Linked DNA regions of Homo sapiens: region 1 is linked to region 2. Evidence: read pairs that join two places in POLR2A ChIA-PET (ENCODE). Cell type or tissue: B cell. All regions are shown on one strand. Links, peaks and the distances in the headings refer to the core of each region. The heading gives the core; the rest is flanking DNA. Region 1 overlaps SBNO1-AS1 (SBNO1 antisense RNA 1). Region 2 overlaps SBNO1 (strawberry notch homolog 1).

Region 1 (11,527 bases), core at 7,084-9,583, 56 kb before region 2:
TGAAACCCCGTCTCTATTAAAAATACAAAAAATTAGCCCAGCGTGGTGGTGGGCACCTGTAGTCCCAGCTACTCGGGAGGCTGAGCCAGGAGAATGGCGTGAACCCAGGAGGCAGAGCTTGCAGTAAGCCGAGATCGCACCACTGCACTCCAGCCTGGGTGACAGAGTGAAGACTCCATCTCAAAACAAAACAAAACAAAACAAAAAACAATTAGATGTGGTGGCACACACTTGCAATTCCAGCTACACAGGAGGCTGAGGCAGGATGATCACTTGAACCCCAGTGAGCTGAGATCATGCCACGGCACTTCAGCCTGGGTGACAAGAGTGTGAGACTCCATCTCAAAAAAAAAAAAAAAAAAGACAGGGTCACGCCATGTTGCTTATCTTGAACTCTTGGGTTCAAGCCGACTCCCACCTCGGCCTCTCAAAGTACTACAATTACAGGTGTAAGCTACTGCATTCAACCCCAAATAGCTTTTATGCACAATCAGGCTTTTTGCTTCTCTGTCAAATGGATATAGCTACTTTTCTCCTCACATTTTCTCTTAAAGGAAAGGCATTATCAAACTAGTTGTACAATATATTGGGAATTCCTTACAGTTTTAAAAATTATCAGGCCAGGGCCAGGCCTGTGGCTCACGCCTGTAATCCCAGCACTTTGGGAGGCCGAGGCGGGCAGATCACCTGAAGTCTGGAGTTCAAGACCAGCCTGAACAACATGGAGAAACCCCGTCTCTACTACAAATACAAAATTAGCCAGGTCTGGTGGTGCATGCCTGTAATCACAGCTACTCGGGAGGCTGAGGCAGGAGAATTGCTTGAACCTGGGTGGCAGAGGTTGCAACAAGCCGAGATCACGCCATTGCACTCTAGCCTGGGCAACAAGAGCAACACTCTGTCTCAAAAAAAACAAAAACAAAAACAAAAACAAAAGTCAGGGCACAGTGGCTCGTGCCTGTAATCCCAGCACTTTGGGAGACCAAGGCAGGTGGATCACGAGGTCAGGAGATCGAGACAATCCTGGCTAACATGGTGAAATCCCATCTCTACTAAAAAAATACAAAAAAATAGGCCGGGCGTGGTGGCTCACACCTGTAATCCCAGCACTTTGGGAGGCCAAGGTGGGCAGATCACCTGAGGTCAGGAGTTCGAAACCAGCCTGACCATCATGGAGAAACCCTGTCTCTACTAAAAATATCAGCTATTTGGGAGGCTGAGGCAGGAGAATCACTTGAACCCGGGAAGAGGAAGTTGGGGTGAGCCGAGATCTGGCCGACCCTCCAGTCTGGGCAACAAGAGTGAAACTCCATCTCAAAAAAAAAAATTATTTTATGGCCAAGTGCAGTGGCTCATGCTTGTAATCCCACCACTTTGAGAGGCCAAGACAGGTGGATTGTTTGAGGTCAGGAGTTTGAGACCAGCCTGGCCAACATGGCCAAACCCCGTCTCTACTAAAAATACAAAAATTCGCCGAGCGTGGTGGCATGCACCTGTAGTCCCAGCTACTTGCGGGGCTGACACAGGAGAATCGCTTGAACCCGGGAGGCGGAGGTTGCAGTGAACCGAGATCATGCCACTTCACTCCAGCCTGGGCAACAGAGCGAGACTCTGTCTCAAAATAAATACAAATAAATAAAAATAAAAATTATCATTTTATTATAAAATCACATGGAAAATGTATTTATTGATGAGCACGGGCAGTTTGTTTTTGTTTTTTGTTTGTTTTTAAGACAGGGTCTTGCAATGTTACCCAGGCTGTGGTGCAGTGGTGCCATCACAGGTCACTGCAGCCTCAACCTCCCAAGCTCAAGTGATCCTCCCACCTCAGCCTCCCGAGTGGCTGGGGTGATAGGCGTACACCACCATATCTGGCTATTTTTTGCAATTTTTGTAGAGACAGGGTCTTGCCATGTTGCCCAAGCTGGTCTCGAACTCTTGGTCTCAAATGATCTGCCCGCCTCCACCTCGCAGCATTCTGGGATTACAGGTGTGAGCCATGGCACCCGGCCCAGAATGTGATTTTTCTTAATTTTTTCCTGTGTAGGCTTTCTTTCTTTTTTTAATCTTAAATTGGTGAGTTTGAAGGAATGAATGAATATCATCATTTTGGTTCTGGGAGATGTTCTTAATAGATGTATGATTTGCTGGTTACCATAACAAAGTACTGCAAACTAAGTGGCTTAAGCCACAGAAATGTATTGTCATACAGTTCTGGGGGGCAGAAGTTCAAAATCAAGGTGTTGGCGGGTTGGTTCCTCCAAATGCTATGAGCAGTGGTCCCTCGCATGCCTCTCCCGTAGCTTTTGGCGGTGAGCAGACAATCGGACATTCCTTGGCTCGTAGAAGGTAGAAGTATCACCCAGATCTGCGCCTGCATCTTCACATAGTGTTCTCCCTCTACAACACTGTTACGTTGGATTAAGGCCAATGACCTCATTTTAACTTGATTAGATCTGTAAGAACATCTCCAAATAAGGTCGCATTCTGAGGTACTGGGGGTTAGGATATGACTTCAACATACGAAATTGTGGGGGACATAATGCAACCCACAGCAAGAGTGTTATTAAAAAATAATTTAGGTGTTTTTTTTTTTTGAGACAGAGTGTTGCTCTTGTTGCCCAGGCTGGAGTGCAATGGTGCGATTTCCGCTCACCGCAACTTCTGCCTCCTGGGTTCAAGTGATTCTCCTGCCTCAGCCTCCTGAGTAGCTGGGATTACAGGCATGTGCCACCACGCCCAGCTAATTCTGTATTTTTAGTAGAGACGGGGTTTCTCCATGTTGGTCAGGCTGGTCTTGAACTCCGGACCTCAGGTGATCCACCCGCCTCGGCCTCCCAAACTGCTGTCATTACAGGCATGAGCCACCGCGCCTGGCCTAATTTAGGTATTTTAAGGCCAGGTGTGGTGGCTCATACCTGTAATACCAGTGCTTTGGGAAGCTAAAGGGGGAGGATCACTTGAGGCCGGGAATTCAAGATCAGCCTGGGTGACACAGCGAGACCTTGTCTCCATAAAAAAAGTTACAAATTTGGACAGGCACAGTGAGTCATGCCTGTAATCCCAACGTTTTGGGAGGCCAAGGTGGGCGGATCACTTCAGGTCAGAAGCTTGAGACCAGACTGGTCAACATGGCAAAACCCTGTCTCTACTAAAAATACAAAAATTAGCCGGGTGTGGTGGCATACGCCTGTAATTTCAGCTACTCGGGACACTGAGGCAGGAGAATCGCCTGAACCTGGGAGGCAGAGGTTGAAGTGAGCCGAGATCGCACCACTGCACTCCAGGCTGGGTGGCGGAGTGAGATGCTGTCTAAAAAAAAAAAAAAAAATTAGCCTGGCATGGCTGGCAGGCACCTGTAATCCCAGATACTCAGGAGGCTGAAGCAGGAGAATCACTTGAGGCCAGGAGGTGCAGTGTGCTGAGATCATGCCACTGCACTCCAGACTGGGTGACAGAGTGAGACTCAGTCTAAGAAAGAAAAAAAAATTTACAAATTAGCCCAGTAGTCCCAGTTACTCAGGAGGCTGAGGTTGAAATGATTGCTTGAGCCCCTGAGTTCGAGGCTGCAGTGAGCCATGATCTCACCACTTCTTCCAGCCTGGGTGACAGAGCAAGACCCTGTCTCAAAAAACAAAACAAAGTGTTTAGATATTTTAAATGTGATTTTTTAAGGGAAAGTTTACAAACATTAACAGCAATGTTTCCATTATAAAAACATAAAAATCGTCCATGGGTTTTGTTTTTTTGTTTGTTTGTTTGTTTTTTTGAGACAGAGTCTCACTCTGTTGCCTGGTGGCATGATCTCGGCTCATTGCAACCTCTGCCTCCCAGGTTCAAGCGATTTTGTGATCCCAGCTACTCTTGCCTCAGCCACCCGAGTAGCTGGGATCACATGTGCATGCCACCATGCCTGGTTAATATTTGTATTTTTAGTACATACAGACGGGGTTTCACCATGTTGGCCAGGATGGTCTCTAACTTTTTTTTTTGAGGCAGGGTCTCGAGTAGTTGGGACTACAGGTGCTATGATCGCGCCACTGTGCTCCAGTTCAGCCTGGGCAACAGACAACAGACAGTGGGAAAGCCTACTTTCTTGGGACAATTTGAGTTAATATCAGTCCATACTCAAAAAAGGTAGATAATTGGGGCCGATAAAAACTTGTAAAGCTTAATTTAAATTTATAATTGAAACTTTCAACATTGTAATTTAGTTAGTATCTGTATTGTTCCGGATTGTTTTGGATTGCATACAAGGGAAACTCAACTCAATCTGATTCAAGAAAATAAGGGAAGGTATTGACTTTTAATTTATTTATTATTATTATTATTTTAGTATTTATTGATCATTCTTGGGTGTTTCTCAGAGAGGGGGATGTGGCAGGGTCATAGGATAATAATGGAGAAAAGGTCAGCAGATAAACACGTGAACAAAGGTCTCTGGTTTTCCTAGGCAGAGGTCCCTGCGGCCTTCGGCCTTCAGCAGTGTTTGTGTCCCTGGGTACTTGAGATTAGGGAGTGGTGATGACTCTTAAGGAGCATGCTGCCTTCAAGCATCTGTTTAAACAAAGCACATCTTGCACCGCCCTTAATCCATTTAACCCTGAGTTGACACAGCACATGTTTCAGAGAGCACGGGGTTGGGGTTAAGGTTATAAATTAACAGCATCCCAAGGCAGAAGAATTTTTCTTAGTACAGAACAAAATGGTGTCTCCTATGTCAACTTCTTTCTACACAGACACAGTAACAATCTGATCTCTCTTTCTTTTCCCCACATTTCCCCCTTTTCTTTTCGACAAAACCGCCATCGATATCATGGCCCATTCTCAATGGTCGCTGACTCGTCGGAGCTGTTGGGTACACTTCCCAGATGGGGCGGCCTGGCAGAGGCGCTCCTCACTTCCCAGACGGGGTGGCGGCCGGGCAGAGGCACCCCCCGCCTCCCAGACGGGGCGGCGGCCGGGCAGAGGCGCCCCTCGCTTCCCAGACAGGGTGGCCGGGCAGAGGGGCTCCCCACATCCCAGACGATGGTCGGCCGGGCAGAGACGCTCCCCACTTCCCAGACGGGGTGGCGGCCGGGCAGAGGCTGTAATCTTAGCACTTTGGGAGGCCAAGGCAGGCGGCTGGAAGGTGGAGGTTGTGGCGAGCCGAGATCACGCCACTGCACTCCAGCCTGGGCAACAGTGAGCATTGAGTGAGCGAGACTCCGTCTGCAATCCCAACACCCCGGGAGGCTGAGGCGGGCAGACCACTCGAGGTCAGGAGCTGGAGACCGGGCCGGTCAACAGGGCGAAACCCCGTCTCCTCCAAAAATACAAAAACCAGTCAGGCGTGGCAGCGCACGCCCGCAATCTCAGGCACTCGGCAGGCCAAGGCAGGAGAACCACGGGAGCCCGGGGCAGGGAGGCTGCAGCGAGCCGAGACCACGGCAGTACAGTCCAGCCTCGGCAACAGAGGGAGACTGAAGAAAGAAGGGAGAGGGAGGGGGAGGGGGAGGGGGAGAGAGGGAGCTATTTATTATTTCTTCAAGACAGGATTTCACTGTCACCCAGGCTGGAGTTCATGCAGTGGCACAAAGATGGTTCACTGCAGCATCGACTTCCTGGGCTCAGGGGATTCTGTGCCTCAGCCTCTTGAGTACCTGGGACCATACATGTGTGCCACCATGCCCAGCTAATTTTCTTGATTTTATCTTTGTAGAGATGGGGTCTCACTATGTTGCACAGGCTGGTCTTAAATTCCTGGCCTCAAGGAATCCTCCTGCCTTGGCCTCCCGAAGTGTTGGGATTACCAGCGTGAGTCACCACACTCAGCCCCTGGTCTGTTTTTTTTTTTTTTGAGACTGAGTCTCCCTCTGTCACCCAGGCTGGAGTGCAGTGGCACAATCTCAGCTCACTGCAACTTCTGCCTCCAGGGTTCAAGCGATTCTCCTGCCTCAGCCTCCCGAGTAGCTGGGATTACAGGCGCCTGCCACCATGCCCAGCTAATTTTTTTGTGTGGGTTTTTAGTAGAGACGGGTTTTTACCATGTTGGCCAGGTTGGTCTCGAACTCCTAGCCCCAGGTGATCCACCTGCCTTGGCCTCCCAAAGTGGTGGGATTACAGGAGTGAGCCACCGTGCCTCGCCTGTATTGACTCTCTCTCTTTTTTTTTTGAGACCGAGTCTCCCTCTGTAGCCCAGGCTGGAGTGCAGTGGCACGATCTCGGCTCACGGCAGCTTCCACTTCCTGGGTTCAAGTGATTCCCCTGCCTCACCCTCCCGAGTAGCTGGGATTACAGGTGCCCACCACCACGCCCAGCTAATTTTTTTTTTTTTTCAGATGGAGTCTCACTCTGTCACCCAGGCTGGAGTGCAGTGGCGTGATCAAGGTTCACTGCAACCTCCACCCCGCCGGGTTCAAGGGATTCTCCTGCCTCAGCCTCCTGAGTAGCTGGGATTACAGGTGCTTGCCATCGTGCCTGGCTAATTTTTGTATTTTTAGTAGAGACGGGGTTTCACCATCTTGGCCAGGCTGGTCTTGAACTTCTGACCTCGTGATCCACCCGCCTCAGTCTCACAAAGTGCTGGGATTAAAGGCGTGAGCCACTGCGCCCGGCCAATTTTTTGTATTTTTAGTAGAGACAGGGTTTCACCATGTTGGCCAGGCTGGTGTTGAATTCCTGACCTCAGGTGATCCACCCACCTCGGCCTCCCAAAGTGCTGGGATTACAGGTGTGAGCCACTGCGCCCAGCCCAGCCTGTATTGACTCTTGTTTTTTCTTTTTATTTTTGTATTGACTCTTTTTTTTTTTTTTTTACTATACTTTAAGTTCTAGGGTACATGTGCACAACATGCAGGTTTGTTACATAGGTATACATGCTCCATGTTGGTGTGCTGCACCCATTAACTCGTCATTTACATTAGGTATATCTCCTAATGCTATCCCTCCCCTCCCCCTTCCCCCCTGTATTGACTCTTATATCAAAAAAGTTAAGGCTGAGCACAGTGGTTCCCACCTGTAATCCCAGCACTTTCAGAGGCCAGAGTAGTAGGATCACTTGAGCCCAGGAGTTAGAGACCAGCCTGGGCAACATGGTGAGACCTTGTCTCTATAAAAAGAAAACCAGGGCCAGGCGCGGTGGCTCACACCTGTAATCCTAGCACTTTGGGAGGTCGAGGTGGGTGGATCACCTGAGGTCAGGAGTTTGAGACCTCCTGCCTGACCAACAAGGTGAAACCCCGTCTCTACTAAAAATACAAAAATTAGCCAGGCATGATGGCAGGTGCCTGTAGTCCCAGCTACTTGGGAGGCTGAGACAGAGAATTGCTTAAATCCAGGAGGCAGATGTTGCAGTGAGCTGAGTTCATGCCACTGCACTTCAGTCTGAGCAATGGAGTGAGACTCCGTCTGAAAAAAAAAAAAAAAAAAGAAAACTGAAAAACCAAAAAAGCTCAGGGTTAGAAATCGCTTCAGGTTTGACAGGGTCCCAGGACTCAGCAGATGTCATCAGAATCCAGTCCCTCCCCACCCCACCTACTCCTTTGCCCTGCTGTTTTCTGGGTTGATCTCATTATCAGCGTGGCCTCCTGCCCCACAGGGCCTCTGCCCCAACTTCCCAACACTGTCTTAGCAACATCAGAGGCAAGAGAGTATCTTTTTCCTGATATTTTCAATGCAAAGTATTAGAACTGCGACTCACTGGCCCGGCACCAAATCGGATCACTATGGCTGTGGATCCAGTATTCTAATCAGCTAGACCTGGCTTGCACACTCAATCTGGAGTGATGTGCATGAGACATGGTTAGTGCTCTCCAAACCACATGGACTTTGAGAGAGGGAGATAAAACTAAGATGCGGCTCTCTGAAGAAAGAACCATAGATTCTGGGCAGTCAAAAACAACTGTCTACCACAGTGTTTGCCATCTTGAATAATCCAATAGATGCTTCAGCCACACACTGGTGCTCTCTGCTGCATTAGACATCGCTGGTGCTAGTGTCTCTGAATTAGAGGGTGACCTTTATGGGGGCTCTGATTGCTCCTGGTGTCTCAGGGAAGGATTTGGTGTGATGAGGCTAATTCAGCGAGTGTGTGGAAAACTGCAAACTGGGTATAGTTGATGCTATTGCATAGAAGTGCAGCTGCCAGGGTGAAGAAGTGTTGCTGGGATGACTACTCCCTTGCATCCATGATATAATCTCTCCTTGATTCTGCTTTGACCTCTCTGATTGACCTTTCTCATGCTCACTGGGTGCTCACTTTCTTTCTTTCTTTTTTTTTTTTTGAGGAGTCTCGCTCTGTCACCAGGCTGGAGTGCAGTGGTTCGATCTTGGCTCACTGCAACCTCCACCTCCTGAGTTGAAGTGATTCTCCTACCTCAGCCTCCTGAGTAGCTGGGATTACAGGCACACACCACCACACCCAGCTAATTTTTGTATTTTTAGTAGAGACGGGATTTCACCATGTTGGACAGGATGGTCTCGATCTCTTGACCTCGTGATCCTGCCATCTTGGCCTCCCAAAGTGCTGGGATACAGGCGTGAGCCACTGTGCCCGGCCTGGTGCTCATTTCTTTTTTGTTGTTGTTGCTGAGACAGAGTCTTGCTCTGTTGCCCAGGCTGGAGTGCAATGGCACCATCTCCACTCACTGTAATTTCCGCCACCTGTGTTCAAGTGATTCTCCTGCCTCAACCTCCTGAGTAGCTGGGATTACAGGTGTGCACCACCACACCCGGCTAATTTTTTGTATTTTTAGTAGAGACAGGGTTTCACCTTGTTGGCCAGGCTGGTCTCAAACTCCTGACCTCATGATCCACCCACCTTGGCCTCCGAAAGTGCTGGGATTACAGACGTGAGCCACCACACCTGGCCTGGTGCTCACTTCTTAGACACAGAACCTCAGCTCTGCCCCTGGCTCTCCTCTCTGCATTCTCTCCTAGTTGTATTTTTTTTTTTTTTTTTGAGATGAAGTCTCACTCTGTCGCCCAGGCTGGAGTGCAGTGGCATGATCTCGGCTCACTGCAACCTCCACCTCCTGGGTTCAAGCGATTCTCCTGCCTTAGCTTCCCAAGTAGCTCAGATTACAGGTGCCTACCACCACATCCGGCTAATTTTTGTATTTTCAGTAGAGATGGGGTTTCACCATGTTGGCAAGGCTGGTCTTGAACTCCTGACCTCAGGTTATCCACCCACCTTTGCCTCCCAAAGTGCCTGGATCACATGTGTGAACCACCGTGTCCAGCCTCTCCTAGTATAGTTTTATCCCGTCTCACATTAATCCCCATCTGGATCCCCAAGCTGTAGGATTCAATTGCTTCCTAAGTATCTCCAATAGGATGTCCCAAAGGTCCCTCACCCTCAAAATTCCTTATGATTTACTTTGGTAGCGTCCAATGAACAACACTTCCCACTAGTCATACCCTTGTGTTGCCTTTCCTGAGCTGAATTTGGCTGCCTTGTTAACCAATAGAATGTGGTGGAAACATCACTGTCAGTTGCAAGCCTAAGAATTTTTTTTTTTTTCCAGACAGAGTTTTGCCAAGCGCAGTGACTCATGCCTGTAATACCAGGACTTTGGGAGGCTGAGGCGGGCGGATCACCTGAGGTCAGGAGTTTGAGACCAGCCTGGCCAATATGGTGAAACCTCCTCTCTACTAAAAATACAAAAATCAGCTGGGTGTGGTGGCACACACCTGTAGTCCCGGCTACTCGGGAGGCTGAGACAGGAGAATTGCTTGAACCTGGGAAGCAGAGGCTGCAGTGAGCCGAGATCGCACCGCTGCACTCCAGCCTGGGTGAGATAAAGCAAGACCCCGTCTCAATAAATAAATAAATAAATAAATAAATAAATAAATAAATAAGGCCCGACGCAGTGGCTCACGCATGTAATCCCAGCACTTTGGGAGGCTGAGGCGGGCATATCACCTGAGGTCAGGAGTTCGAGACCAGCCTGGCTAACATGGTGAAACGCCGTTTCTACTAAAAATACAAAAAATTAGCCGGGCGTGGTGGTGGGCACCTGTAATCCCAGCTACTCAGGAGGCTGAGGCAGGAGAATCACTTGAACCCAGGAGGCGGAGGTTGCAGTGAGCTGAGATCCCGCCATTGCAACAAACTAGCTTGGGCAACAAGAGTGAAACTATGTCTCAAAAAAAAAAAAAATTAAAAAAATAGTTTCGCTTTGTTACCCAGGCTGGTGCAGTGGCACGATTATAGCTCACTGTAGCCTCAAACTTCTGGGCAATCAAGTGATTCTCCTACCTTAGCCTCCTGAGTAGCTGGGACTATATATCACACTTGGCTAATTAAAAGTTTTTTGTTGGGCCGGGCGCGGTGGCTCACGCCTGTAATCCCAGCACTTTGGGAGGCCGAGATGGGTGGATCACGAGGTCAGGAGATCGAGACCACGGTGAAACCCCGTCTCCACTAAAAATACAAAAAAAAAAAAAAAAAAGTCCTAGCTACTCGGGAGGCTGAGGCAGGACAATGGCGTGAACCCAGGAGGCAGAGGTTGCAGTGAGCCGAGATCGCGCTACTGCACTCCAGCCTGGGCGACCGACAGAGCGAGACCCCGTCTCAAAAAGAAAAATGTTTTTTTGTCGAGATGAGGTTGCACTTTGTTACCCAAGTCTGGTCTCAAACTCCTGGCTGAGATCCCCGTTTCAGCCTCCCAAAGTGTTGGGATTACAGGCGTGAGCCACCACACCTGGCCTGTGCCTAAGGTTTTTTTTGTTTTTTGTTTTTGAGTCGGATTCTCGCTCTGTCGCCCAGGCTGCAGTGCAATGGCACGATCTCGGCTCACTGCAACCTCCGTCTCTTGAGTTCAAGCGATTCTCCTGCCTCAGCCTCCAGAGTAGCTGGGATTACAGGTGCCCGCCACCAAGCCCCAGCTAAATTTTGTATTTTTAGCAGAGATGGGGTTTCACCATGTTGGCCAGGCTGGTCTCGAACTCCTGACCTCAGGTGGTCCGCCCACCTCGGCCTCCCGAAGTGCTGGGATTACAGGCGTGAGCCACTGCGCCCGGCCTAAAATATTTTTTATTTTTGTCTTTATAGGTTTTTTTTCTATGTGTGTGAGAGGATTAAATGAAATAATGTAATTAGTAAAGCGATTAGTTAGCACTTTAAAAATATTTATAAATGTATACATAGATATATAATACATATCTATGTGTACAAACACTGAAGTTTCCTATTCTTTCTGTGCCTACTTTTTCCTTTCTTTCCCCGAATACTTTGTCTCTGGAAGAGTTCACACTGTAACCTCCAACTGTTCCAGCTACTTGGTTTGCTTTCAGCACTAGGCTTGTAGGATGCGCAGCCAGTAGGGGGCAAGAATCACCCAGGCGTGCTTATTACCCAAGCAACGGAGTCAAACAGCACTTTCAGAATGACTTTACAAAAGGGTTACCAACAAGGTAATATGTTTATTGTGTTAGGTCGCTTAATAATAACGAAAAGATGAAAACAAGGAAGTGAGAAGCGGTAGGGACAGCCCTACTCTTCAGTATTCATTAAGTGGGAGCCCCGGTGTGTCGGGCTTGCGTA
Region 2 (11,527 bases), core at 3,762-6,261:
TCAAAGTACTAGGATTACAAGAGTTTGAGACCAGCCTGGGCAACATAATGGGACCCTGCCCTGTACAGGGAAAATAGTCACATGATGGCACATGCCCACAGTCCCAGCTACTGAGGAGGCTGAGGTGAAAGGATCACTTGAGCTTGAGAGGTGAAAACTGTAGAGAGCTATGATTGCACCACTGCACTCCAGCTTGTGTGACAGAGTGAGACCCTGTCTCAAAAAATATATATATACAAAAAGATAATGTTACGTATTTTCAAGATTGTAGGTACAGGTATTAGTTATTTTATATAATTGCTTCATGAATCTAGGCCCATATGCATTAGGAATTACATTAGTTGGAATTAGTTTTGGTTGTTAAATAACAGAAAATACAAAGTCTGTTAAGTGTTGACTTCAATAAGATAGATTATTTCTCTCATGGACACATTTGGGTAGGTGGAGCAGGGCTTGTATGCCCTCTTGAAGTCCAGGCATCTTCCGTGTTGTTCATTAAATTATGTGGGCCTCCATTTCCAAGTTACCTTTGTATTCCAAGATACCTGTTCCAGACTCTTGTCAGTACCTCTACATTTTACCTAACAGAGAGGAGACAAGGGGATGAGAAGGGCATGTCGCCTACTTTTAAGGACATTTCCTGTGCATCATACATTTTACCTACACCTTGCTGGCTGGAGAATGTTCACACTTAGCCGTAAGGGAGACTGGGAAATAAAACTGGAAGTCTTCATTATTGAGAAAGAAGGAGAGAATAGGCAGTCTGCTGAAGGACTTCATTTAAGGCACTGGCCTGCTTGTTCTTATGCAAAAGTGACTTTATTTTTCTTATATTTGACACAGAATATTGCTATCATCTCAGAAGCTGCCAGCTCGGGTATTTCATTACAAGCAGATAGGAGAGCTAAAAATCAAAGGCGAAGAGTTCATATGACTTTAGAATTACCTTGGAGCGCTGATAGAGCAATTCAACAGTTCGGTAAGTTCCTACAAACTGGATTTCACTTAATGGATAGCTAGGAATCATTGGGGTAAATTTGCGCATACCAAAACCTAGGTTTAGGCCGGGCACAGAGGCTCACGCCTGTAATTCCAACATTTCGGGAGGCCACTGTGGGAGGATAACTTGAGTCCGGGAGTTTGAGACCAGCCTGGTCAACGCAGTGAGACCCTTTCTCCACCAAAAGAAAAGAAAAACAGCTGAGAGCAGTGGCTCGTGCCTGTAATCCCAGCACTTTGGGAGGCTGAGGTGGGTGCATCACTTGAGGTAATAGTTTGAGACCAGCCTGGTCAACATGGTGAAACCCAGCCTCTACTAAAAATACAAAAATTAACTGGGTGTGTTGGCACACACCTGTAATCCCAGCTACTTAGGGTGCTGAGACGGGAGAATTGCTTGAACCTGGGAGGCGCAGGCTGCAGTGAGCTGAGATCACGCTATTGCACTCCAGCCTGGGCAACATAGGGAGATTCCATCTCAAAAAAAAAAAAAAAAAGAAGAAGAAAAGAAAAACTTGCTGGGTGTGGTGGCGTGTGCCTGTAGTCCCAGCTACTCAGGAGGCTGAGGTAGGAGGATTACTTGAGTCCAGGAGTTCAAGGTTGCAGTGAGATATGATTTCACCACTGCACTCCAGCCTGGGTGACAGAGCGTGACCTTGTCTCAAAAAACAAAAACAGGCTGGGCGCAGCGGCTCACGCCTGTAATCCCAGCACTTTGGCAGGCTGAGGTGGGTGGATCACCTGAGGTCGGGAGTTCAAGACCAGGATGACCAACATGGAGAAACCCTGTCTGTACTAAAAATACAAAATTAGCCGGGCGTGGTGGTGCATGCCTGTAATCCTGGCTACTCAGGAGGCAGAGGTAGGAGAATCGCTTGAACCCGGGAGGCGGAGGTTGCAGTGAGCCAAGATCACACCATTGCACTCTACCTTTGGCAACAAGAGCGAAACTCTAACAACAACAAAAAAATCCTGTTTAATGTCTTATATCTTATCTCGAAATCTCAGATCTTGCATTTAAGGAGTGTTATATATATACTTTATAGTATATGATGCATTGTGGATTCATTTTTTGCTTGTTTACAAGTTGTAAAAAATATATATGTGGTGGGAATTTGTGGGGTTCCAAGAACAGGGTTCCTCAAGGAGTGTCCTTATAAAACTTAAGGATGTATTAGGTCCATATCAGAGAAGCTGCTACTTCTATATGTGTTTCCAACCTCAGTAGCTTCACCAAAGGCCCATAGCTCCTCCCTCCATCTTCATGTTCTTGTGACCAATGATTTGAAAAACAATTTTGGGAAAATCCAGAGTAATTGTGCATCAGTAACATGTGGTTAAGCAAAATTGGGGTAGCAATGCTAATACTTCTGTCATTGAGCAGTTTTATGTGTGTTATGGTAATTTTACATTATCTGTAATTTTTATTGTTTAGTGGTTTCCCAATACCAGTTTAGTGTTAAATGCTAGGAATACATCTCAGAATATTCTCTGTCCAGCGAACACAATCAATGATCTTTAAAACAAAATTTCGTTGCAGGACGTACTCATAGATCAAACCAAGTTACTGCTCCTGAGTATGTCTTTCTGATATCTGAACTGGCAGGAGAACAAAGATTTGCATCTATTGTTGCTAAAAGACTTGAGAGTTTGGTGAGTTTTGGAGTTGTGTGGCTGTGTGTAAATGATGATCTATTGTACCTGTTTTCTGGTAAAAGGTTACCTGTGCCTTGATTGAAATTTTTGTTTTTAACAGGGGGCACTTACACATGGTGATAGAAGGGCAACAGAATCTAGAGATCTGAGCAGGTTCAACTTTGATAATAAGGTACATTTCAATTTTCAGTATCTCTGAAAACTTGTGATAGTGTATGGTGTCTTTCGGGAACACAAAAGGAAAGTAGTTACTGTCTAAAACAAAACTGCCTCTCCTATGCATTTGCTTTAAAATCATGGCTTCCTATAAGACAGAATTTCACATGTATGTTAGATCGCATGTTAAGTATCAGTACAGCAATGTAGTTGTCTTTATTCCTTTTGGAAAACAAGAATAAATGAGACTGAATTAACTGTGAGTTCTCAGAAGCAAAGGAAGTTAATTTTTCTCATGTTTTTTATGTGTAGAGACATGAACTAGGCAGTATAAAATATATATAAAGGCCAGGCGCTGTGGCTCATGTCTGTAATCCCAGCACTTTGGGAGGCCAAGGCAGGTGGATCACTTGAGGTCAGGAGTTCGAGACCAGCCTGGCCAACGTGGTGCAACCACATCTGTACTAAAAAAAAAAAAAAAATACAAAAATTAGGCCGGGATCAGTTGCTCACACCTATAATCCCAGAATATAGGAGGCCAAGGCAGGTGGGTCACCTGAGGTCAGGAATTCGAGACCAGCCTGACCAACATAGTGAAATCCCATCTCTACAAAAATTAGATGGGCGTGGTGGCATGCATCTGTAGTCCCAGCTACTTGGAAGGCGGAGGTTGCAGTGAGCCGAGATCATGCCACTGCACTCCAGCCTGGGCAATAGGGCAAGACTCTGTCTCAAAAAATTATACAAAAATTAGTTGGGCGTGGCTGGGCACAGTGGCTCACGCCTGTAATCCAGCACTTTGGGAGACCGAGGTGGGTGGATCACGAGGTCATGAGATCGAGACCATCCTGGCCAACATGGTGAAACCCTGTCTCTACTAAAAATAGAAAAATTAGCTGGGCGTGGTGGTGTGCGCCTGTAGTCCTAGCTACTTGGGAGGCTGAGGCAGGAAAATCACTTCAACCTGGGATGCAGAGGTTGCAGTGAGCCGAGTTTACACCACTGCACTCCAGCCTGTCAACAGAGCAAGACTCCGTCTCAAAGAAAAAAAAAATTTAGTTGGGCATGGTGGCGGGCACCTATAATCCCAGCTACTTGGGAGGCTGAGGCAGGAGAACCGCTTGAACCCAGGAGGCGGAGGTTTCAGTGAGTAGAGATCGTGCCATTACATTCCAGCCTGGGCGATGAGCAAAACTCTGTCTCCAAAAAAAGAAAAAATAAATAAATACATATAAAGATAATTGAGAATTGCTTTTTTGAATCTTTGGTACAATAAGTTTGTGGGTTTTTTGGGGTTTTGTTGAGAGGGAGTTTTTTGCTCTTGTCGCCCAGGCTGGAGCACAATGACGCCATCTCGGCTCACTACAACCTCCGCCTCCTAGGTTCAAGCAATTCTCCTGCCTCAGCCTTCCAAGTAGCTGGGATTACAGGTGTCTGCCACCACACCCAGCTAATTTTTTGTAGTAGAGATGGGGTTTCACCATGTTGGTCAGGTTGGTCTTGAACTCCCAACCTCGGGTGATCCACCCACCTCGACCTCCCAAAGTGCTGGGATTACAGGCATGAGCCACCGCACCCAGCCAGTAGTTTTTATAGTATTTAGGTGGTCATGTGATTGAAGAGTATCCAAATGCTGAAACTGGTTAAAGGTTTTGATTTTTTTTTGCAGTATGGAAGAAATGCTTTAGAAATTGTCATGAAATCCATTGTAAACTTGGATTCTCCTATGGTATCACCACCTCCAGACTATCCTGGAGAATTTTTTAAAGGTAACTTCTACAAATATTCATAACAATGACAATGATTATTGACAAAGATGTACTCAAACCTGTTGTAATGTTTGCTGTTATATTAGTTTTTTTCTTTGGACATAAATTGTATAAAACTTTGAAATTAATGGTTACTAGGACACATAATTATCTTGTATTAAACAGATTTATTAAAGCAAATTTTATTCAAATGAAAGTGCTCTTACTGTTGATATGGTGAAAGCATGTTTGTCTAATAAGAGATTTAATAGAGGAAAGTTGTTTTAGTACATTGAGTAAAATCACTTTGCCAAATAGCCTTTTTTAAAAATTATTTATTTATTTATTTATTTTATTTTTTTTAAGACCGAGTCTTTTTTAAAAATTATTTATTTATTTATTTATTTATTTATTTATTTATTTATTTATTTATTTATTTTAAGACCGAGTCTTGCTCTGTCGCCAGGCTGGAGTGCAGTGGCATGATCTCGGCTCACTGCAACCTCTGCCAACAGGTTCAAGCCATTCTCCTGCCTCAGCCTCCTGAGTAGCTGAGATTACAGGCACATGCCACCACACCCAGCTAATTTTTGTATTTTTAGTAGACACGGCGTTGCACCATGTTGGCCAGGATGGTCTCGATCTCCTGACTTCATGATCTGCCCGCTTTAGCCTCCCAAAGTGCTGGAATTAACAGGCATGAGCTACCGTGCCCAGCCCCAAATAGCTTTTAAAATTCAATTTAATTTTAAAGTTGAAAAAGTACCTAGGTAAATAATCTGTGAGGATTGATTGGTTGGGGTGGGAGGTTTGGATGAAACAAAATTGGCCATGAATTCACAGTTGTTTAAACTGGGTGATGGATACATGTGGCTCATAGCTTAGCCTTTTTTCTTTCGTGTATTTGGAAATGTCCTTTTTTTTTTTTTCGAGACGGGGTCTCGTGCTGTCACCTGGGCTGGAGTGCAATGGTGTGATCTTGGCTCAGTGCAACCTCCGCCACCAGGTTCAAAGGGTTCTCCTCCCTGAACCTCCCGAGTAGCTGGGATTACAGGTGCCCGCCACCATACCTGGCTAATTTTTGTGTTTTCAATAGAGATGGGGTTTCGCCATGTTGACCAGGCTGGTCTTGAAATCCTGGCCGCATGTGATCCTCCCACCTCAACCTCCCATAGTGCTGGGATTACAGATGTGAGCCAAGGCACCCAGATGGAGTTAGCATTTTTCACTAGGAAGTCCTTTTGGTAGATTAGCACATACTGATATGTGTTGTTAACAGTTCATATTGACATACCAGTTAGAGGTGTTCATCATTACTCTCGGCTTTCAACAAAAGCAGTAAAGTCTTAACCCTACACCTTCACTCCTTTTGACATCAGGAGTGTCAGAAACAACTCCCTGGTCTGGGCACAGTGGCTCATGCCCGTAATCCCAGCACTTTGGGAGGCTGAGGTGTGAGGATTGCTTGAGCCTAGGAGGTGGAGGCTGTAGTGAGCTGTGATGGCACCACTGCATTCCAGACTGGTGAGAGAGACCCTGTCTCAGAAAAAAAAAAAAAAGATTCCTTGATTTACTTCTAACTTCTTAAAATTACAGGTTATGGCTAGGCGCAGTGGCTCACACCTGTAATTTCAGCACTTTGGGAGGCCAAGGCAGGTGGATCATTTAAGCTCAGGAGATCAAGACCAGCCTGGGCAACATGGAGAAACCCCCTCTCTAAAAAAATTACAAAAAAAAATTAGCCAGGCACGGTGGTGCACGCCTGTAGTTCCAGCTGCTCGGGAAGCTGAGGTGGGAGGATCCCTTGAGCCTGGGAGGCGGAGGTTGCAGTGAACCAAGATGATGCCATTGCACTCCAGCCTGGGCAACGTAGTCAGACTCTGTCGCAAAAATATATATATATATATATATATATATATAGATAGATAGATAGATAGATAGATAGATAGGTTACTTGTTTATTATAAGTAATGACAGTAATCTTGCAGCTGGGCGCAGTGGCTCACACCTGTAATCTCAGCACTTTGGGAGGCCGAGCCGGGTGGATCTCCGGAGGTTAGGAGTTTGAGACCAGCCTGGCCAACATGGCGAAACCCCGACTCTACTAAAAATATGAAACTTAGCCTGTAGTCCCAGCTACTCAGGAGACTGAGGCAGGAGAATTGCTTGAACCCGTGAGGCAGAGGTTGCAGTGAGCTGAGATCGCGCACTGCGCTCCAGCCTGGGTGACAGAGTGAGACTCCGTCTCAAAAAAAAAGAAAAGAATCTTAACATGTATAATGAAGAGAGTTAATACAGTCCCCTTAACCCTCCTTCCATTCTCACCTTCTTAGGTCACAGATGACAGAGTGAACAAGGGCAGTTCTCTCCACATTTTCTCCATGTTTATATAAATATCAAGGTGTTTTTTTAAAATGGCATGATACTACTTACAACATACTTTTCTCACTTAGTGGTACATTGTAGACATCCCTTGTAATTTATGAGTCAGAATTGATCCTGTTCTTACAGATGTTCGACAAGGACTGATAGGCGTTGGCCTGATAAATGTAGAAGATCGCTCGGGAATTCTTACTCTCGATAAAGGTACTACTATTAGCTTTGTGTGGGCATATAACTGTTGCTATAGTATTAAAGTCCATTATGATATATGCTTTTGAGCTGAAGGGGAAGCTTCATGTTCTTAAAACATTCTGGGTGGTTTTGGCTGCTGTGGGGTATGTGTAAAAGATCCATGCATAGAGAAGCAGTTTTCAGCACTGGCTGCTGATATGATCAGCTCTCAAGCTTTTAAAAATTACTGAAGTCTGCTGGGCACGGTGGCTCACGCCTGTAATCCCAGCACCTTGGGAGGCTGAGGTGGGTAGATCACAAGGTCAGGAGTTTGCAACCAGCCTGGCCAATATGATGAAACCCCATCTCTACTAAAAATACAAAAATTAGCCGGGCCTGGTGGCGGGTGCCTGTAGTCCCAGCTACTCGGGAGGCTAAGGCAAGAGAATTACTTGAACCCGCGAGGCAGAGGTTGCAGTGAGCCGAGATTGCACCACTGCACTCCAACTTCGGCGACAATAGAGCAAGACTCCGTCTAAAAAAATAAAAAAAAATTGGTCGGGCGCGGTGGCTCACGCCTGTAATCCCATCACTTTGGGAGGCTGAGGCAGGCGTATCACAAGGTCAGGAGTCCAAGACCATCATGGCCAAGATGGTGGAACCCTGTCTCTACTAAAAATACAAAAATTATCCAGGCATAGTGGCGGGCGCCTGTAATCCCAGCTACTCAGGAGGCTGAGGCAGGAGAACTGCTTGAATCTGGCAGGGGGAGGTTGCAGTGAGCCAAGATTGCATGACTGCACTCCAGCCTGGGCAACAGCAGAGCAAGACTCCGTCTCAAGAAACAAAACAAAACGAAAAATTACTGAAGTCGGGTGGAGCTCAGACATCGGTAGTTTTCCAAAGCTCCCAGACATTCTAATAGTGCCACTACAGTTGAGAATTCAGTGTTGGAGAACTAACTTTCTTATGTACTGAATTGTGTTCATACTTTCCATAAGTGAGGCTGAAGATGCAAAAATTCAATTTGACAAACCTCTTTTGAGCGTGTCCTGCAGTGGTGCTAATTGCTAGAGAGAGAAATGGGCAGATTACAGCCTTGTTGTGAGGACAGTGTAAGAGTTAAGAAGGAAGACTTTTAGAAGAGAAAGTGGGACTTGAACTAAGCCTAGATGAATAAAAAATTTTTAATTATCATTTGCATGAAAACGTTTATCTTTTGTCATTACAGATTATAACAACATAGGAAAATTCTTAAATAGAATTTTAGGCATGGAGGTGCATCAGCAGAATGCGTTATTTCAGTATTTTGCGGACACACTTACTGCAGTTGTTCAAAATGCCAAAAAAAATGGAAGATATGATATGGGAATCTTAGGTAAGTAGGGAAAATTTCCCCCCCACAATGTCCCCAGGGAAAATGTGGAGTGGAGAAATTCTTTAAACGTGTGTACCTGATAAAAATGTTCTTTTTACATTTACATGTTTCTTTTTCTTGTTCAAGATCTTGGTTCTGGAGATGAAAAAGTGCGGAAAAGTGATGTTAAAAAGTTTCTGACTCCAGGATATTCAACCTCTGGCCACGTAGAATTATACACAGTAAGTTTAGAAAATGTTGTGAAGTATCGTCTTCCCATGAGATGCATTTACAGAAATGAGTTTAAATTTCGTTGTTTCTCTTACAGATTAGTGTAGAGAGGGGAATGTCATGGGAGGAAGCTACCAAGATTTGGGCTGAGCTGACAGGACCAGACGATGGCTTTTACTTGTCATTGCAAGTACGACTTTTCCTTTAAATTCTATTCAGATATATAATACTTTTTAATGGCCAGCATTGTAATTGTCTCTTCACTTTGTACCTGTTTCCCAGTTGTGTTTAGCTTTGTCTATTTTGGTAATTTATCATTGTAATTGTGTGTTTGTCCATTTGTGTTATGTTTTTACTTAATGCATTTTAAAGGATGTTATTAGGTGTGGGTTTAGAATTGTTACATTTTCTTCTTTTTTTTTCTTTCTGAGACAGAGTTTCGCTCTTTGTTGCCCAGGCTGGAGTGCAATGGCACGATCTCAGCTCACCTCATCCTCTGCCTCCCGAGTAGCTGAGATTACAAGCATGTGCCACTAGGCCTGGCTGACATGTATTTTTAGTAGAGACGGGGTTTCTTCACTTTGGTCAGGCTGTTCTCAAACTCCCGACCTCAGGTGACCTGCCTGCCTCGGCCTTCCAAAGTGCTGGGATTAGAGGCGTGAGCCACTGTGCCCAGCCTAATTTTTTTATTTTTAGTAGAGGTGAAGTTTCACCATGTTGGCCAGGCTGGTCTCGAACTCCTGACCTCAGGTGATCTGCCTGCCTTGTCCTCCCAAAGGAATTATAGATGTGAGCCACCACACCTGGCTGAATTAACTTTTTTTTGAGATTGAGTCTTGCTGTGTTACCCAGGCTGGAGTGCAGTGGTGCGATCTCGGCTCACTGCAAGCTCCACCTCCCGGGTTCATGCCATTCTCTTTGCCTCAGCCTCCCGAGAGTAGCAGGGACTACAGGCGCCTGCCACCACGCCTGGCTAATTTTTTTTGTATTTTTAGTAGAGACAGGGTTTCACCGTGTTAGCCAAGATGGTCTCGATCTCCTGACCTCGTGATCTGCCCGCCTTGGCCTCCCAAAGTGCTGGGATTACAGGCTTGAGCCACTGCACCTGGCCAACATTTTCTTAAATTAAGCATTTTTCATAAGACAGAGACTTACTTTAGTCTTAATAATGCTTTATATCTTTAAGACTCATTTTTCAGTTAGTAAAATAGCTACATTCTTTCAGTTATGATTTGTCTCTGTGGACAGAACTAAGGGGTGTGTGTGCGCACACATCTATACATGTATGTGTAGATACTCAACAGTATGTAGATATTCAGCAGTATCTTGAGTTTCATATTTACTTACTCAGATCCAAGACAACAGAAATTTTATTTCGCCAGTTCTCTAAGATATTTGGGGTTGTGTTGTTTCGTTTTGTTTTGTTTTTTGAGGCAGTTTCAATCTGTCGCCCAGGCTGGAGTGCAGTGGCACGATCTTGGCTTACTGCAACCTCCGCCTCCCAGGTTCAAGCGATTCTCCTGCCACAGCCTCCCGAGTAGCTGGGACTACAGGCACGCACCACCACGCCTGGCTAAATTTCTTATTTTTAGTAGAGACAGGGTTTCACTGTGTTAGCCAGGATGGCCTCGATCTCCTGACCTCAGGTGATCCGCCTGCCTTGGCCTCCCAAAGTGCTGGGATTACAGGCATGAGCCACCGCGCCTGGCATGTGGCTAATTTTTTAATTTTTCTTTTGTAGAGATGGTGTCTCACTATGTTGACCAGGCTGGTTTGAAACTCTTGGCCTCAAGTGATCCTCCCACCTCTGCCTCCCAAAGTGCTGGGATTACAGGTGTGAACCACGCTGCCTGGCCCCTTCGTTCTTTTTTACAAGGCTGAGTAATATTTCATTGGTTGTATATAACATATTTTGCTTTCTGTTTACAAATATTTATGGAGTGACTGCAAGTAAGACCTGGTTCTTGCTCATATGAAGTACCTACATGTATGATGATGGCACAGGCAGGATGAAGTCATAAATGATCTAGGGCAGGAGTTGCTAAACTTTTTCTATGAAGGTCTGATATGTATGGTTTTGTAGGCCATATGTGGTCTATATTGCATGTCCTCTGTGTTTTCCTTCCTTCCTTTCTCTTTTTTTTCCCACCTTCCTTCATTCCTTCTTAATCTTACTTCAGTTTAGGAGTGCCAAGCTAGATTTATTCCACAGGCCTAAGCTGCTGATCCTTGACCTAGAGAAAAGCTCTCAAAGGATCTGGCTCCTAGTTGAGTTGGGGTTTTTTGGTTTGGTTTTGTTTTTTGTAATGGGATCTCGCTCGCTCTGTCACCCAGGCTGATAAGCAGTGGCGTGCGTGATCATGGCTCACTGCAGCTTCAACCTCCTGGGCTCAGACAATCCTCCCACCTCAGCCTCTTAAGTAGCTGGGACCACAGGTACACTCCACCACATTTGGCTTTTTTTTTTTTTTTTTTTTTTAATGCAGTTGATGTCTCACTGTGTTGTCCAGGCTGGTCTCAAACTCCTAGGCTTAAATGATCCTCCCACCTCGGCCTCCCAAAGTGCTGGATTACAGTTGTGAGCTACTGTGCCTTGCTGGTTTTGGGGTTTTTGAAATACTGATTGAACTGTAGGTTGATTTGCATGTCATTATAAGAAACAGTACAGATAAACATCTTGCATACTTTTATCAGTTACCCCAGTGGTAATATTTTTTAAAACTGTAGTGTAATATCACAACCAAGATGTTGATATTGGTAGAATTCAAGTATTTTACTCGGCTATCCCCCATAGATGCAATTTTGATTGGTCCACATAAGGTGTTGG

What was found. ChIA-PET counts read pairs that join two places held together with the same protein. Peaks named below come from ENCODE experiments on the same cell type or tissue, not always from the same donor. Only the 100,000 strongest peaks of a DNase experiment are listed, where the experiment ranks them.
Region 1: POLR2A ChIA-PET joins it to region 2 with 6 read pairs; 12 of 35 experiments call an interaction of 5 or more read pairs at or near these places.

The regions. Positions count from the first base shown.
Region 1 is chr12:123,365,649-123,377,175 of GRCh38, reverse strand. It overlaps SBNO1-AS1 (SBNO1 antisense RNA 1), which reads right to left. Exons shown (of 2, transcript NR_157806.1): 2 at 11,372-11,527. Among named protein-coding and RNA genes, the nearest start is that of SBNO1-AS1, 6.5 kb to the right of the region's middle. RefSeq lists a silencer at 6,370-6,543. In B cell, for the core only: no CTCF peak of the experiment used is centred there; no DNase peak of the experiment used is centred there; H3K27ac peaks cover 438 bases.
Region 2 is chr12:123,306,673-123,318,199 of GRCh38, reverse strand. It overlaps SBNO1 (strawberry notch homolog 1), which reads left to right. Exons shown (of 32, transcript NM_001167856.3): 21 at 844-979; 22 at 2,540-2,652; 23 at 2,756-2,827; 24 at 4,481-4,580; 25 at 7,071-7,145; 26 at 8,344-8,490; 27 at 8,617-8,711; 28 at 8,798-8,890. Among named protein-coding and RNA genes, the nearest start is that of CDK2AP1, 41 kb to the right of the region's middle. In B cell, for the core only: no CTCF peak of the experiment used is centred there; no DNase peak of the experiment used is centred there.